3 separate regions of the Homo sapiens genome follow, and regions 1 and 3 are each linked to region 2. Evidence: chromatin contacts called from ENCODE Hi-C or POLR2A ChIA-PET data. All regions are on one chromosome and are shown on one strand. Each heading gives the region's core, a stretch centred on a gene start or an enhancer-like site at or near the end of the contact. The rest is flanking DNA. Distances are from core to core; before and after follow the strand shown.

Region 1 (4,869 bases), core at 287-2,786, 69 kb after region 2:
AATACAAAGAAAACCACAGGTAGGTACATCTGCTATGGTGTGGAGATTCTGACATGTGCATGGTCAAACTGCTGAAAATTAGAGGTAAAGAGAAAACCTTAAAAGCATCCAGAAGAAAAACAGACACATTGTACTCAGAGAAATAACAATACAAAAATGATGGTAGATTTCACAACAAAAACCACAGAAGCCAGAATACAATGGAAGAACATTTTTCAAATGCTATTGCTCAAAGAACAGTAACTGGCCATCCTGGAAATCTATACCCAGCAAAAATGTCTTTTAAAAAATGAAGGGTAAATTAAGGCATTCCAAGTTAAGTAAAAATTGTGAGAATATATCATTAGTAGATACATTCCACAAGAAGTACTGAACAGGTAAAATTTCCCATGTGGGAACCACATTCTGGGAATAGATCTTTTCCCATCACAGGAGCTGTGGGATCTCTTAGCATCTCAGGCCAGAGTCAGGACCAGTGATCTGAAAGGAAAGGAATTTCATGTTCTTAATTAAGTAGTTCTGGTTCCCATGGTTCTCATGGTCAGGAAAGACTTGGAAGGTAGGAGAAGACCAAGCTACTTGGCCAAGTGGGGACTTGACACATGCCCAAGTGTTACTGTGGTAGCAGGCCCCTCACTGCATAGCTCTGGGAATATTCTCCTTTGAGCGCTCAGTGACCTGTTTGATTCCCCCTTGGTCAGGGGAACGAATCTGTCTTCATGCCCCCATCCCCTTACAAGGTATATCCAAGTCCCCATCTGTTCTGCCAGAGGTCTGCAAGTATCTAGTAACATTGAACAGGCAATGGAAGGGGAACGTTTGAGGCCAGCTTGTCCTGTGAGCCCCTCACCCTGCTTCCTGGTCCCCAGTGATGAAAGGTTCCCATTTCCTCTCCCATGTGGAGGATTTCTCATCCCATCTTGTGTCTTTTCATGCCCCTACCCAGATTCAGTGCAGGGGAGCTGACCAGTCCCAGCATGGCAGGACTGGGTAAGGCCAGCTGTAGCTCTTCTCTTCATACTCTTAGAGTTTGTACAAGGCCCACCATGTTGGTTTGTGAGTTTCTCTGGGTAAATTTCTGGGTTTTGGCTGAACGTGGCTTTCCCACCTCTCTCTGCTGGCAAGAGGGGAGGATAGTGACGGTAGGGAGATCCAAGGCTGTGTGACCTCAGCTGCCTGGCTTCGCACCTCCTTGAGCCTCAGTTTCCTTCATCCCCAAAGTGGGGAAGCATTCCTTAACCCCTGCCCACCCTGCATATTGTCATGAGAACCAGGTGCACACATGCCCATGCAAGTGTGCTGTAAACAGGGTCCTATGGGACATGCTAACTAGTGCGGTGCTATTCTAACCCCCCCGCCAGTCTAGGCTGGCACCCTCTGCACAGAGTGTATGCAGGAAGCACGGCCGGCCAACTCAGAGCCTGTGTTCCCCTGGCACTCGCCCCACTCACACGGGTCATCAATCCTCATGTTTTATGATGCTGACGCAAAGTGTTCTCAAGTCACATCCTCGCTGGTGATCTGTGAAGATCTCTGAACATAAGCATTTCTTTGTTTGAACTTGAGCCGAGGGCCCAAGGGTGTCTTGGGGAATTTCCATCTGGGACGCTTGATGCCAGGATCTCAGCTTCTGCAGTGTCTTCTGACAGCTCAGAGAGGTGTGTGTCTTGCAGATGGCCTGTGTCAGCTGAATGCAGACGAATGACTTGGGAATCACAACCTTGGGGTCTGAGTCAGAAAGCAGCAGGGGAGCAGCCAGGGTGCTGGGCAGGAGTGAGACGCCCCCTATCCAAGTCCCACCTTTGCCTCAAGGAAGCTGGGAGGACTCAGCCACCCATCATGCCCTCTGCGTTCAGTGAGGGAATTGGGTAATAATAATGGATAGCAGCAGTGTCATTCATTGCTGCTTACCATGTGCCAGGCACTGTCCTAGGCACTCACTGACATAGTATCATTGAATCCTCACCATGCTCCTACGAGCTGTCACAATTGCAACCAACAGAGGCTACAGGACTTGCCCATACGGTCTCTAGAAGCATCAGGACTCTATCCTGAGCACGTGCTCTGAGGAGTCTCTGGAAACACCCAAGCATTCCCTTCTTCGAGGCTAGGTTGACCGAGGGCGGGCCCTGGTGAGGCCACCACAGGAGAGGAGTCAGGGTCCAGGGCAGTCTGTTTCCCGCAGCAGTAGTGGTAGAATGGCTTTTGATTCTTTTCTCAATCCGGAGGGATGTAAGATTTCAGAGTTAGAAGAGGCCTAGGTTCATGCATTTACTCATTTGACAAATACTTCCCAAGTCGACTCTGTGCCTGCCAGATGTGGCACTACATGCTGCAGCTGCGGCCCTGGCCTCAAGGAGCTTACACTCTAGAGGTGCAGGCAGATAGTCAAACAGTTATAAGGGCATGGCCAAGTCTGTGGCCGGGGATTTATCCTCAGAGCAAGGGAGCATTCGTTTGGTTTTTGTTTTCTCTATAACAACCACTCTAGCTGCAGCGTGACTGCATGCAGAGTAGGGGAGCTACAGTGATTTTACCCCAACTCCCATTTCACAGGTGAGACAAGTGAGGCCCAGCAGAGGCTGTCACAGAACTCACGCGAGACAGGGCATTTCACATTCACATAACTTTACATTTTATTAAGCATCTTCACATTTGTCTTGTCCCTTTGTCCCTAAGTCTGGAAGACCCCCAAGGATGTAATTGTGATTCCCATTTAACAGATGAGAAAATTGAGGCCCAGAGGGACAAAAGGTCTTCCCAAACACAGAGACAAAAAGAGGCAGGGAAGGCTTGAGAACCCAGGTCTGAGATTCCAAAGCCAGGGCTCTTCACCACCCCCATGTTGTCTTGAAAATATAAAGGGTGTATAGTAAAGGTTCTGAGAAGTTCTGTAGTGAAAGAATTTGTGTAGCCTCATATGACTAGTACTCCCCAAATGTGTTTGCCCACAAAATACCTTTCCACATGACACATATTAATATCCCATGGCCCACACTTGAAGACGAAATGAAATAATGCTTACATTTGTTCTCTTTAATATTAAGGAACACCTCCTCCTCTCCGTCCCCTCACCTGTTTTCTGGGACTCCTTTTAGATGAAAGATGAGCATGCTGAACTCTCCTCCATGACTTTTAAGTTCTTTTTGATATTTTCAAAATAAGAGATGGCGTTCCGCCATGTTGGCCAGGCTGGTCTTGAACTCCTGACCTCAGGTCATCCACCCGCCTCAGCCTCCCAAAGTGCTGGTATTATAGGCATGAGCCACCAAGGCGGGCCAGACTTATATAAACCTTAAAACAGTTGACTCAGAATAAAATCAGATCATCAATACGTTCTCCTGTTGGTACGCATCTGCCCCAGAGCGCCAGGGCCATTTGTGTGTCACATGCATGTTCTCGCCTGGCTCTGTGCAGTCTGGTTGAGGGCTCAGGAGGACCGGCCTTTTGCCTGTGCTCCTGGGCCCCTGGATTCCTTGGCCTGTGCCTCCTCTCTCTGTCTGAATGCTGAGATGCTGTATTAAGGCTAACTTGAGTGAACTTGCTCAGTCAAAGGGACCTGTTAGCCCTTAAACCAAACCACTGGAAGAGAACGGGGCGGGGATGACCAGAAAAGTCCGCTCACACCGTGTCCTTCACCTCTCACATGCAGACGCTGCATGTCAGCGTCCCTACTCAAGTGGCTTCTTCCATGTGGCTTCATGGTTGGCTACAAGAAGTTGCCCAGGCCTGCATGTCACAGCCTCTGCATCCCAGTCACAGGGCCTCCCACTGTCAAAATATCTGAGAAGGGATCTCCTTGGCCCAGCCTGGGTCGGGCACCTGCCCTGGCCAGTGGGTATTCCTGTCGTGACTGGCCAGCTGGATCGGGTAAGAAGCTGGGAGCCCTCGTGGCTACCGATGGCAGAACAGGATGTGGGGCGCTCTTTGGAATGTGGATAGGTGTCTTTCTGAACAGAAGAAACAATAGCAGCCTTCTGCAAATGTCCAAGCCAAGCTCTGAGGATGGGCGCAGGCAGCGGGAGCAAGGAGGCCTTTAGACATCAGCGTGCACGACTGGCTCAGTCCTGGGCCTCTTCTGCTCGGTCTTTTGGCTTCAAATCCGTCTATGTGCTGATGACCCCCAAATGTATCCCTCCACTTCCAACCCTTGCAGATCCCACCTGCCTCCTTGAAGCCTCTGCTAGGATCTCTTTAGATGTCTCAGACTTGAAATGCTACCACCAAGCCCCCTCCTCCCCTCACGCCAGGCCAGCTTCTGTTTTTCCCACCACAGTGAATAACAGCTTGGTTCTTCCAGCAGCTCAGGACAAAAGCCTTGGCCTGACTCCTCTCGTTCTCACGCAACAGACACCCAGGACATCTGCAAATCCTTTCGGTCCCATCTTCAGAGTGCCTCCAAATGTACCGCTGCTCCCTCCCGCCTCCGCTGCCACCCTGGACAGCCACAAATCCCTGCCACTCCCTCGCCTACCCCTCGGGCTCAGCCTCCACCCCTCATCAGCAGGAGGGGCCTCTCCTGCCAGCTCACCTCACCCTGAGCTCTGGCCCTTGCTGCCCCTCTGCCTGCCTGGACAGCTTCCCTTTCACTCTCCCTCACCCCTCGGATCTGTATTTGAACGCCATGTGCCCTGCAGGCCCTGCCCTAGGCACCCCTCCCTTCTTCCCAGTCCTAGGTAATTTCTGCAGCCCTATTCCCTTGCAATATATCGTTTACTCATCAATCTCATTTTATAGCCTATAAGCTCTAGGGGTTTTTATTCTGTCTGGTTCCCTGCTGTGTCCCCAGAGCCTGGGACATTGCCTGCCAGAGGAGGCAAGGAGACCCACGGCTTCACAATGGGATGTTCTCAGACCAGAGAGCAGAGG
Region 2 (4,391 bases), core at 354-2,853:
ATTAAAAAAAAAAAAATCCTCAGGGCTCAGATCCTGTTTTGAGTCCAAGGCTCCACTTAAAGACAAACACTATTCTCTTGTTTTGTTCTTAATCCACGTCTGGCCTCTATTCCTTACCACATGGTGCCTTCCCTGAATGGTTCCTTGCTCTTACAACAAAGGCGGTATTGTACAGCCTTCTATGCCCAAAAATGTGGAGGCAGCTGATCCCCAGACTCTTGGTCCTCACCTGGAGATTCAATCTGCCTTGTTCAGTTGAAGATTCATTAGACTTAGGTCACCACTGTTGTGGCCCACCAGTTTGACTAGAAAACCGAGGGCTTTGACTTCTCTGCCCTGCTGTCTTACACAAGCACCAACTGTGCCACTGTCAAAAGGCTGTTCGAGCCAATGTGCACACACTCAGACACTCCACATGCTAACATAACAGTAACTGCTGCCGCTGAATGCCAACTATTAAGTGCTCTACCTACAATGTCTGATTTAATTCTCGACAATTGTGGAAGGTAGGTACTGTTAGCCTCATTTTACAGATGAAACAATTAAGGCTTAAAGAGGTTAAGAGATTTGCCCAAGGTTACACAGTCCTAGAGCTAGGAGAGGAAGGAGCTGGGATGTGAATCCAAGTCCAGGTGACATGAAGTCCTTGGTTCAGAAGCTTGTAATGCAAGCAAAAAAATCCAGCTTCAGCCCCCATCCCCCTACCAAGGCCATTTTAACCCAGAATGTTGTGGTGAGAAGTGGGGACCTTCCATAGGAAATCCTCCAAAGTCTCTAAAGATTGTAGTGAGAAGTAGGGACCTCCCACAGGAGATCCTCCAGAGGCCGTAACTGCTAACAGACATGCGTGGGGAAACTACAGGCGCCCTCTGGCTGTTGCCTCAGGGACGAGGCTGGTTACCAGCTCTCCAAGAGAACCCCAGGCCCCACTGACTGTTCCCTTCCCACATGACACACACATGCAGGTTCATTCCAACCTTACAGCAATCTCCTCAGGTAGAGCGCCCTCACTTTAAAGAAGAGGACACTGAGACTCAAAGGGATGATGTCAGGTGCCCAAGGTACTAGTCAGAAAGTGGCCCTGGGGCTTCTGCAACAACCACTATATCACACAGCCCGAGCTCAATCCAACTCTGCAAGAGTCCATAAGCAAAGGGGCGGCGACATGAGGTGGAAACAGTAGCCTCCATCAAACAAAGCCTGAGACATGGGTGTGCACGTCGGATTCCATCCCACCGTCCACTCGCCTGGAACCCGTGCCGGTCCCCCAGTTTCCCCATATGCCCAGCTCCAGCCCCGACAGTTAGTGAGTGCTCACACAGGTCCGCCCCGTCTGTGTGGTCAGAAGCGGCTGGGGATCCGGTACTAGTTCTGCGCTCCGCGGGAGACCGGCGCCACGGACACCCTTCTGGCCTAGACCCAGCCAGGCTCGTCCTACCTGGCCGCGGCGGCCGATCTTCCTGCGCTGTAGGGTTAGAGCTCGCGGGGCCGAAGGTCAAGGGCGGCGGGCGCCTGAGCACTGCCACCAGTGACCGCAGCCAGCCGGGGAAATGCAGCAGCTGCTAACCCAGGGCCACTCGGCCGGATCACCCGAGAGAAAAGCGGGCGCGATCCTGTGACGTCACAGGCAATGGCCACTAGCAGGGCGCCAATCCCGGAGGGGCGGGCCCATCGTGGGGCGGGCGGCTCCGGCGGGTCTTCAGGCTACGGGTTCAGCCAGGCGCCAGCCGCGTTCTCTGGAGACGCTCTCTCTCGGAGGGACCCTGCACTTGCCTGAACTCGAGAGTGGGCGCTGCCCGAAGGTTTGTCCCTGGGCGCTTCGCTGGCCTCATCCGGTCTCGGCCTTGTTCTGGGCCTGGCGCCTTTCCCATTGTTGGGGAAAGTGGTCTAGGAGACCAAGGCAGCGTGCTGGGTGGCAGAGAATGATTTGTGGCTTCTGATTCTGACATATGTCGTTGAGGAGGGGAGGGATGACTGCCCCCGTTTTACTTATGGAGAACCTGGGGCCAGAGCTGTTTTCCCAGGGTGACACAGGCGGTGAGTAGTGGAGCTGGCATTCCTGACCCCAAAGCGCAGCGTTTCCCAGCCACTCTCCGCAGCCAGGCCTTCACCTGCACTGCTGGGCGCAGGTGGGGAAGTGGGGAAACGGGACTCCATCCCCTGCAGAGGGCAGGCGTGTAGGGAGTGGCAGCTGAACTCCACAGACAGCTACTGCTCAGCTCTTCAGCTGCCGACTTTGAACAGTGTGAGGGGCTCTGTACAAGTGGCCCCCACATTACTCAAGGACCAGATCATCAAGAGCTTTACTTGTCCCACGAAGGAGTCTGGACCTTGTTTACGTGCACAGGAGACCGCTGGAAGGTTCTCAGTGGCGTGCCATGTCCCGACTTCTATTTGAGAAGTTTTTCTCTGGCCACCCGTCTGAGGAAAGGTGTCTGGGTGGGTGGTGCGGTTGAGAACAATGGTGGTGCGGTGCGTGGTGGAGAAGGTGAGTGTCCAGAGATGTTCAGGAGGAAGAACTGACAGCTCTGAATGACAGGAGGTGGAAGTGAGAAGGAAGGAGGTACAAGGCCAACTCCTGGGTCTCTAGCTCGGTAGGTGCAGGGCCGTTCATGGAGACAGGGCTCCTGGAGGAGCAGCGGGTCTGGGGAGAGGATGGTGAGCTCCGATTTGCATGGGACATCCAAAGGGCATTGAACGGTGGGCAGTTGGAGACATGGGTCTGGAGCTTGGGACTTCAGCCTAGCTTGCAGAAGGTCACCACAGATATTGAAATGGAACCTATGGGGGTGGCTGTGATCAGGGGGATTCGCTGAGGAGAACCTGGCACAAGGGTTTCACTAAGCCATAGCTCCCAAAGACTTTCTGAAAAGCTAAGTTACAGCCTGGAAGAAAATATCTGTAAAGGCTATATTTGATAAAAAGACTTGTATCCAGAATATAGAAAGAATGCTTAAAAGTCAGTAGATAAAATCAAACAATTCAATTTTTTAGATGGACAAAATATTTGAACTGACATTTCATCAAATAAGATATACAGACAGAAAATTGGGACATGAAGGCTGGGCGCAGTGGCTCACGCCTGCAATCCCAGCATTTTGGGAGGCCGAGGCAGGCGGATCACAAGGTCAGGAGATCGAGACCATCCTGGCTAACACAGTTAAACCCCATCTCTACTAAAAATACAAAAAATTAGCCGAGCGTGGTGGTGGGCGCCTGTAGTCCTAGCTACTGGGGAGGCTGAGGCAGAAGAGTGGCGGGAACCCGGGAGGTGGAGCTTGCAGTGAGCCGAGATCGTGCCACTGCACTCCAGCCTGGGCGACAAAGCAAGACTCTGTCTCAAAAAAAAAAAGAAAGAAAAAATTAGGACATGAAAAGATGCTCAACATCATTAATCATTAAGGATATGCAAATTGCAAGCGCAATGTGACACCATCTCACACCTACTAGAATGGACAAAGAAGACTGATTATACCAAGTACTGGCAAGAATGTGGAGGACCTGGGATTCTTGTACACTGCTGATGGGATTATAAAATAGTACCACCACGATCGAAAACCATTTGTCAGTGTATGAAGAGAATTAAACATACACCTACCATATGATGTAGCCATTTCAATCCTGACTATTGACAGTATTGAATTTTACCTTAGCCCTTTGCTTCTAGAAATAGTGAAGGTTAAGGAATCCCACCACTCTTTTGTTCCAGAAAACCCCCTACTGGAAAGAACCAGTGACTTTCTATATAACCTGGATAAGACTCCCAGATGCTCCCTTGTTTATCTGTGACCAGGCCAGACACAGACCCTCTAAATTCCCATTCTTGGCCTCATAAATGATTAGCTGGGCTGCTTGTCCCACAGATCAATAAGAACAAAAGCCTGTAACCAAACCTTGGTTCAGATTCTCTCCTTTTCCAAGCCCTTGAGCTTTGGCCCACCCACAGCTTGTGCCAACCCGCAGCCCTCCTGAGGTTCCCTCCTGAGAACAGGCTGTCCGCAGGGTAAGACCTCCTCGATCGTGACACTCTTGCTCAGCCCACTTTCCCATAACAGTTCTTTCTAGCCACGTTTACGCCTCCCTATACAAGATCAGCCCTTTGCCTAACCTCTGAGACACTTGCAGATCATATGGGAAGCCTGCGAGTGGCCGCACTGCAACGTTTCCCTATTGCAATGGTCACCCCCACAACAATCCTTTGGAATAAATTCGCTCCTTATATAATCCAGATTTGTTTTTTTGTTTTATAGTAATTACCTGAGAAATTTAAAAAAAATGCTTATGCAATGGCTTATACAGAAATGTTCACAGCAGCCTTTTTACAAAATCCCCAAACTGGAAACAACTCAATTTTTCATTAACAGGTGAATGTGTAAACACTCTGTTATAGC
Region 3 (4,250 bases), core at 582-3,081, 87 kb after region 2:
ATGCAGAAGGGGAAGTGGGAAGCGGTTCCTCTGCTGAGGAGCAGAAGGGAGAGCCAAATTCATGACTGGAGCTGACCAACCCCCTGCCCTCCACATTTTTGAGCACTTAGCAATAAATAAAGGCGATAACAGCCAGGCAGCTTGCTAAGGTCTTTCTGGGTGCCAGTGAGTGCCTTCAGTCATCAAAACAACCCTGCAAGCCACATGTGGCTGAGAATGCCAGTTCTGTATTCATTCTTCCTGAGTTTCACCAGCAGGGTTCAGATGCTGTTGGAGATGGAAATGCGCCCAGCTGAAAACTCCACCATTCCCCTGCCTTCCTCGCAGTGAGGGCAGCTTATCTCTGGCCAGTGGAATGGAAGCATCTGTCTTCCAGAGACTTCTGTGAGTGCTGCCTTCCTGACATGGGGACCACCACTCTCCGCTTCCACCTGGGTTCTCCTTCCTGTTGCCTGAAATGAGGCTGTGTGGGCTGCAAAGCAACCACATTGCCACAGTGAGGGGAACGGTAGAAGAACCCAAGACATTGACACTGACGTCCCCCAGCTGCCAAACTAGTGCCAGCCACCGCCTCACCCCATGTTTCCCATATAGGAGCCGATGCACCTGTCTTGATCAAGCCACTGTTATTTGGGGTTTCTGTTATATGCAAGTTCAGGCAAGCCAAGGGATCCCTTGCAGAGGGAAAGACGAGCTGCTGCGCCTCGCACCCCTGCCAGTAAAGGAAGGTGCGGTGCCCGGCGGGCCTCCTGTGCACCACAGTTAAATGTGCGGCTCAGAGGCTGTTCCGCAGGTGCAGGCCAAGTACAAGCAGTGCTGCCCCTTGGGCCTAATGACCCAGAACATTCAATGACACACGATGAGTCTAAGGCAAGTTGGAATGCTCTACGGGGCCATGGCAGGCCCCCAGAGGGGAAATCTGTGGTCTCTTGGGTTTTGAGCAATGCCAAAAATCTCTCCTGTTGGCATTCAGCTAACTTCCCACTGCTGGGCTGCTGTGGGGGTGGAGCGCCTGATGGTGAGAGAGACAGAGACAGAGAGACAGAGTAGGTGGCCATGAGCCCCGAAACACCCAACAGCAATCGAGTATCAACCTCTCGCCCAGCCCCACTGGTATCTGCATGTGCACACAGTGCTCTGTCGTCATGCCCAGGTGCTGTGGATGGGGCCCGAGGCAGGGCAGGTCTGGAGGGCGCAGGGAGGCTGTACCTGCGGGGGCTGCGACTCCCACAGTACCTGCTGCATTGCCGCTTTCCCCACAGCCCACCCGCCCCCTACGGTCTCGAAGCCGTCTGAGGAGGAAAAACTTTCGGAGGTGACTTATAGACAGAGCTGCAAGAAATGTTGGCCCCAACTCTAGGTGACACTGAGGCCCACCTAGGGGAAGGACGTGGAGAAGGGACATCTTCCTGGTACATGTGTTGCCCACATTGTCTGAAGAAGAGAGGGCCGAAGGCACAGGTTTACACTGATTCATGGATGGCTGTTAACCATTAGTTCAGGGGTCAGGGAGGTGGAGGGGCAGGATCGGGGGAGTAAGGGCTGGGAGGCCTGGGGAGGAACCACCCGGAGTGTGGGACAGCAAGTGCTTCACAAGTGCCCTCCAAGGGGCGCTGGGGCCGAGGAGGCACTGGACGATCAGGTGGGCCAGTGGTCCCCTCTGTGCACCTCACAGCCTCTGTTCCTGGCTCCTCTGGCATTTGCTTGAGAACGAAACACCGTAGATTCAATAAAAGAACTTCTCCCTGGGCCGATCAGGCTGCAGCTGCAGTTCAGTGCCCAGCCAGCCACCAGGTGGCAGGTCAGCCACTCTGCATCCCTGCCATCACTCTGGGGCTCCCATTATCCTCATGGGAGTGATGGTCACTCTGGGTGTGACCTTCCCTCTGGCCTGCCCTGGTGCTGCCAGCACCTCCCCCATCACGGTGCCTCCACGCCATAGATCCCAAGCAACAGACTCATTTCACCACGGAATAGAGCGGTGTGACCAAAGACCAGGGCTCACAGGCTCCCGTCCCCGTCCTGTGCCCACCCCCAGAGGCAGCTGGCCTCACAGAACAGTGATGAGACCCGCTGAAGACTGGTTCTGGCAGCCGTTGCGGGTTCCAGGGCTGCCCTGTCGGGTGCCAGTGACACTGCTGGATGTGCTGCCTCTCCCCCAGCCAGAAGAACAAGCCCGGAGCCCGGGAAAACACGCAAAGGCCCCTCCCTCATCCAGTGCCTGCTCACCGCACCTCTGCTGCTCCTCACCAATACTCCAGGCTCTGGATTAGAGGCTTTAAATTCCCATGGGAGAATGGGTCCCCAGCAGGAGGCAGCAGGGGTTCTGCTAAACTGGAAGCTGGGACGGCCGCCTGGCCATGCTGGGCCCCTCACACCACTCAGACCAACTGGCATCAAGGGCCATCGGCCAGTGAATGACCCTATTATCGAGGGGAGCAGGGAGGACTCTGCTTCAAATCCAGTGAATTCTCCAGGGAGCCTAGCAACACTGCCAGTTACAGTGATGAAAGTCAGTGGGGGCTTCTAGCAACCCCAATGAGGCAGGACCACCCAGGACTCAGATCCCTCAGGAATGGGGGTTTGGATCACTCCACCAAGGACTCAGCCACATCTTTGTGGCTTTAATCCATCTTTAATCCATCTTTGTGGTGGATTAAAGATGGCCACAGATGTCATACTACAACCCCATGGAAAGGGGTTAATTCTCAGAAATCCTTGAAAATTTGCACTGATCTGACATCTCACTTTGATATCATGTATCTTGATGCTTCATGATGTCAATTGTATCCTGTATCTTCAAATACGCGAAAATTCTGTTTATAGATCTTTACGTATTAGAGACGAGTTAACTCACCTTTTGTTCCGATGCCTTTCTGCTACCCCTCTTTCCCAGGAGCACTGGTGGTGGTGTCTTTATGATTTTACGTGGGGTTGCCATGGCACCCCGGGGAGAATGAGCATCTCCCTGGGATGCATCGGCGACTGAGGAGGATGTGGGTCTTCTCTCTGGGGGAGGGGCATGTGCATGCGTGTGTGTAAGTATGCGTGTGTGTGTGCTCATGTGTGTGTGTATGTGTGTGTGCTTGTGTGTGTATGTGTGTGTGTGTGTATGTGTGTGTGTGTGTGTGAGGAATGGCTGCACCGTGTCACACAGAAGCGTGCAGCAGCTGCTAGAGCGTTCCTGCCAGAGTGGTCCAGGATGCCAGGCATCTCCCAAGGCGCTAGGTGGGGCCCTGGCTTCGTCCCATTCAGACCTCGTTCTCTGGTCCTCCGGAGTTTCTGTGAACTTCCTGAGGCCTGGAGCCCACCCTGTTTCGGTTGTCTGCAGCTGGGACCCCAGGTTATTTGTGGGTGACATTATTATTCCAGTTGAAGAAACCCAAGTCCCACAGCCCTTGTGGGCATCAAACTTGAGAAACAGGTCTGTCCAGTTGTGGCACTGGCCATGCCTCTGGAGAGGCATCCTGCAGGGAGAGGCTTTAGATGCAGGGGAGGCATGCAGGGCAGGCCAGAGTCCCAGCTTCCGGGTCATGGAAGAGGGTCCAAGGAGCTTCTAGGCTGAGGATGGGGCGCCTCTCCTGGGTAGGGTGGGGCCAGGCTGCCTGTGCTCTGAGTCTCCTGGGCTCCCCTCTTAGAGGCCCCACTGCTGGCCACCTCCTGACTCCATCCTGGGGTCTTCACACCCAGAATTGGCCACCCAGGGCCCAGCCACAGATGCTCTAGCCCTTGCCCACTGTCTCCAGGACCCTGGGTCCTGTCCACTCCTTGCCGACGTTCTACCTCACCCAAGCCTCCAGGACTCCCAGGCTGGGCCTTGGCTTTCACTCCCAGCTGTTCCCGACATGTGTCTCTGGCCCCACTTCTGCTGAATGGAAAAACCCCAGTACAAGGGCACAGTGTCTGGGCCGCCCCCCTCCCACAGGACCCCAAGGCTCAGGACACCGTGCTGGGCCTCGCAGAGCACACAGTGGGGCTGCACTGAATGGGCCCCATTGTTCTTTGCACCCAGAGCCTGTGCCAGCTCCCAAAGAGGGGGGATGCCTCATCTGCACACCGCGCAGCACTTCACACGTGCACAAAGCCCTCAGTGTGACCACACCAGCCCGGCCTCCTTGCGGGACACACACGGGACGTGTTTGGACTGAAGAGAGGAGACCCGGGAGCTATGGCCAAGGGAGACAAAGGGCACATTGGAGTCCCGGCTCCTCTGTCCGTGAGGTCCCTGGGCTCCCTCGTCCCTCAGCTCC

The links. Hi-C counts contacts between places; a loop is a spot of excess contacts on that map. ChIA-PET counts read pairs that join two places held with the same protein, here RNA polymerase II (POLR2A). Pooled maps may share reads with other maps.
Region 1: POLR2A ChIA-PET joins it to region 2 with 14 read pairs in MCF 10A. The contact joins the enhancer-like site here to the promoter of FAHD2A in region 2. A Hi-C loop is called at or near these places in 29 of 168 maps with a recorded cell type or tissue (Caco-2, HepG2, IMR-90 and 22 more), 10 of 37 single-sample maps with no recorded cell type and 34 of 50 pooled maps. POLR2A ChIA-PET finds 5 or more read pairs at or near these places in 6 of 52 experiments (HCT116, HEK293, HEK293T and 3 more).
Region 3: a loop to region 2 is called in a map of PC-9, with 7 times the contacts of the local background. The contact joins the enhancer-like site here to the promoter of FAHD2A in region 2. A Hi-C loop is called at or near these places in 4 of 168 maps with a recorded cell type or tissue (MCF 10A, PC-3, PC-9 and 1 more) and 4 of 50 pooled maps.

Annotation. Positions count from the first base shown.
Region 1 is chr2:95,330,743-95,335,611 of GRCh38, reverse strand. The region is part of intron 2 of KCNIP3 (potassium voltage-gated channel interacting protein 3); the gene reads right to left. Among named protein-coding and RNA genes, the nearest start is that of KCNIP3, 36 kb to the right of the region's middle. RefSeq lists enhancers at 4,070-4,569, 4,570-4,869. Within about 2 kb of position 1,536, at least 4 of the 41 ENCODE cell types and tissues checked have a DNase peak (open chromatin) inside an H3K27ac peak, as active enhancers do; they include PC-3, where a contact is called at or near this core.
Region 2 is chr2:95,399,920-95,404,310 of GRCh38, reverse strand. It overlaps FAHD2A (fumarylacetoacetate hydrolase domain containing 2A), which reads right to left and starts at 1,603. Exons shown (of 8, transcript NM_016044.3): 1 at 1,439-1,603. RefSeq lists enhancers at 695-814, 955-1,893, 1,885-1,964, 1,894-2,833.
Region 3 is chr2:95,312,797-95,317,046 of GRCh38, reverse strand. All of the region lies in intron 2 of KCNIP3 (potassium voltage-gated channel interacting protein 3), which reads right to left. Among named protein-coding and RNA genes, the nearest start is that of KCNIP3, 18 kb to the right of the region's middle. RefSeq lists an enhancer at 809-1,309. Within about 2 kb of position 1,831, at least 3 of the 41 ENCODE cell types and tissues checked have a DNase peak (open chromatin) inside an H3K27ac peak, as active enhancers do; they include PC-3 and PC-9, where a contact is called at or near this core.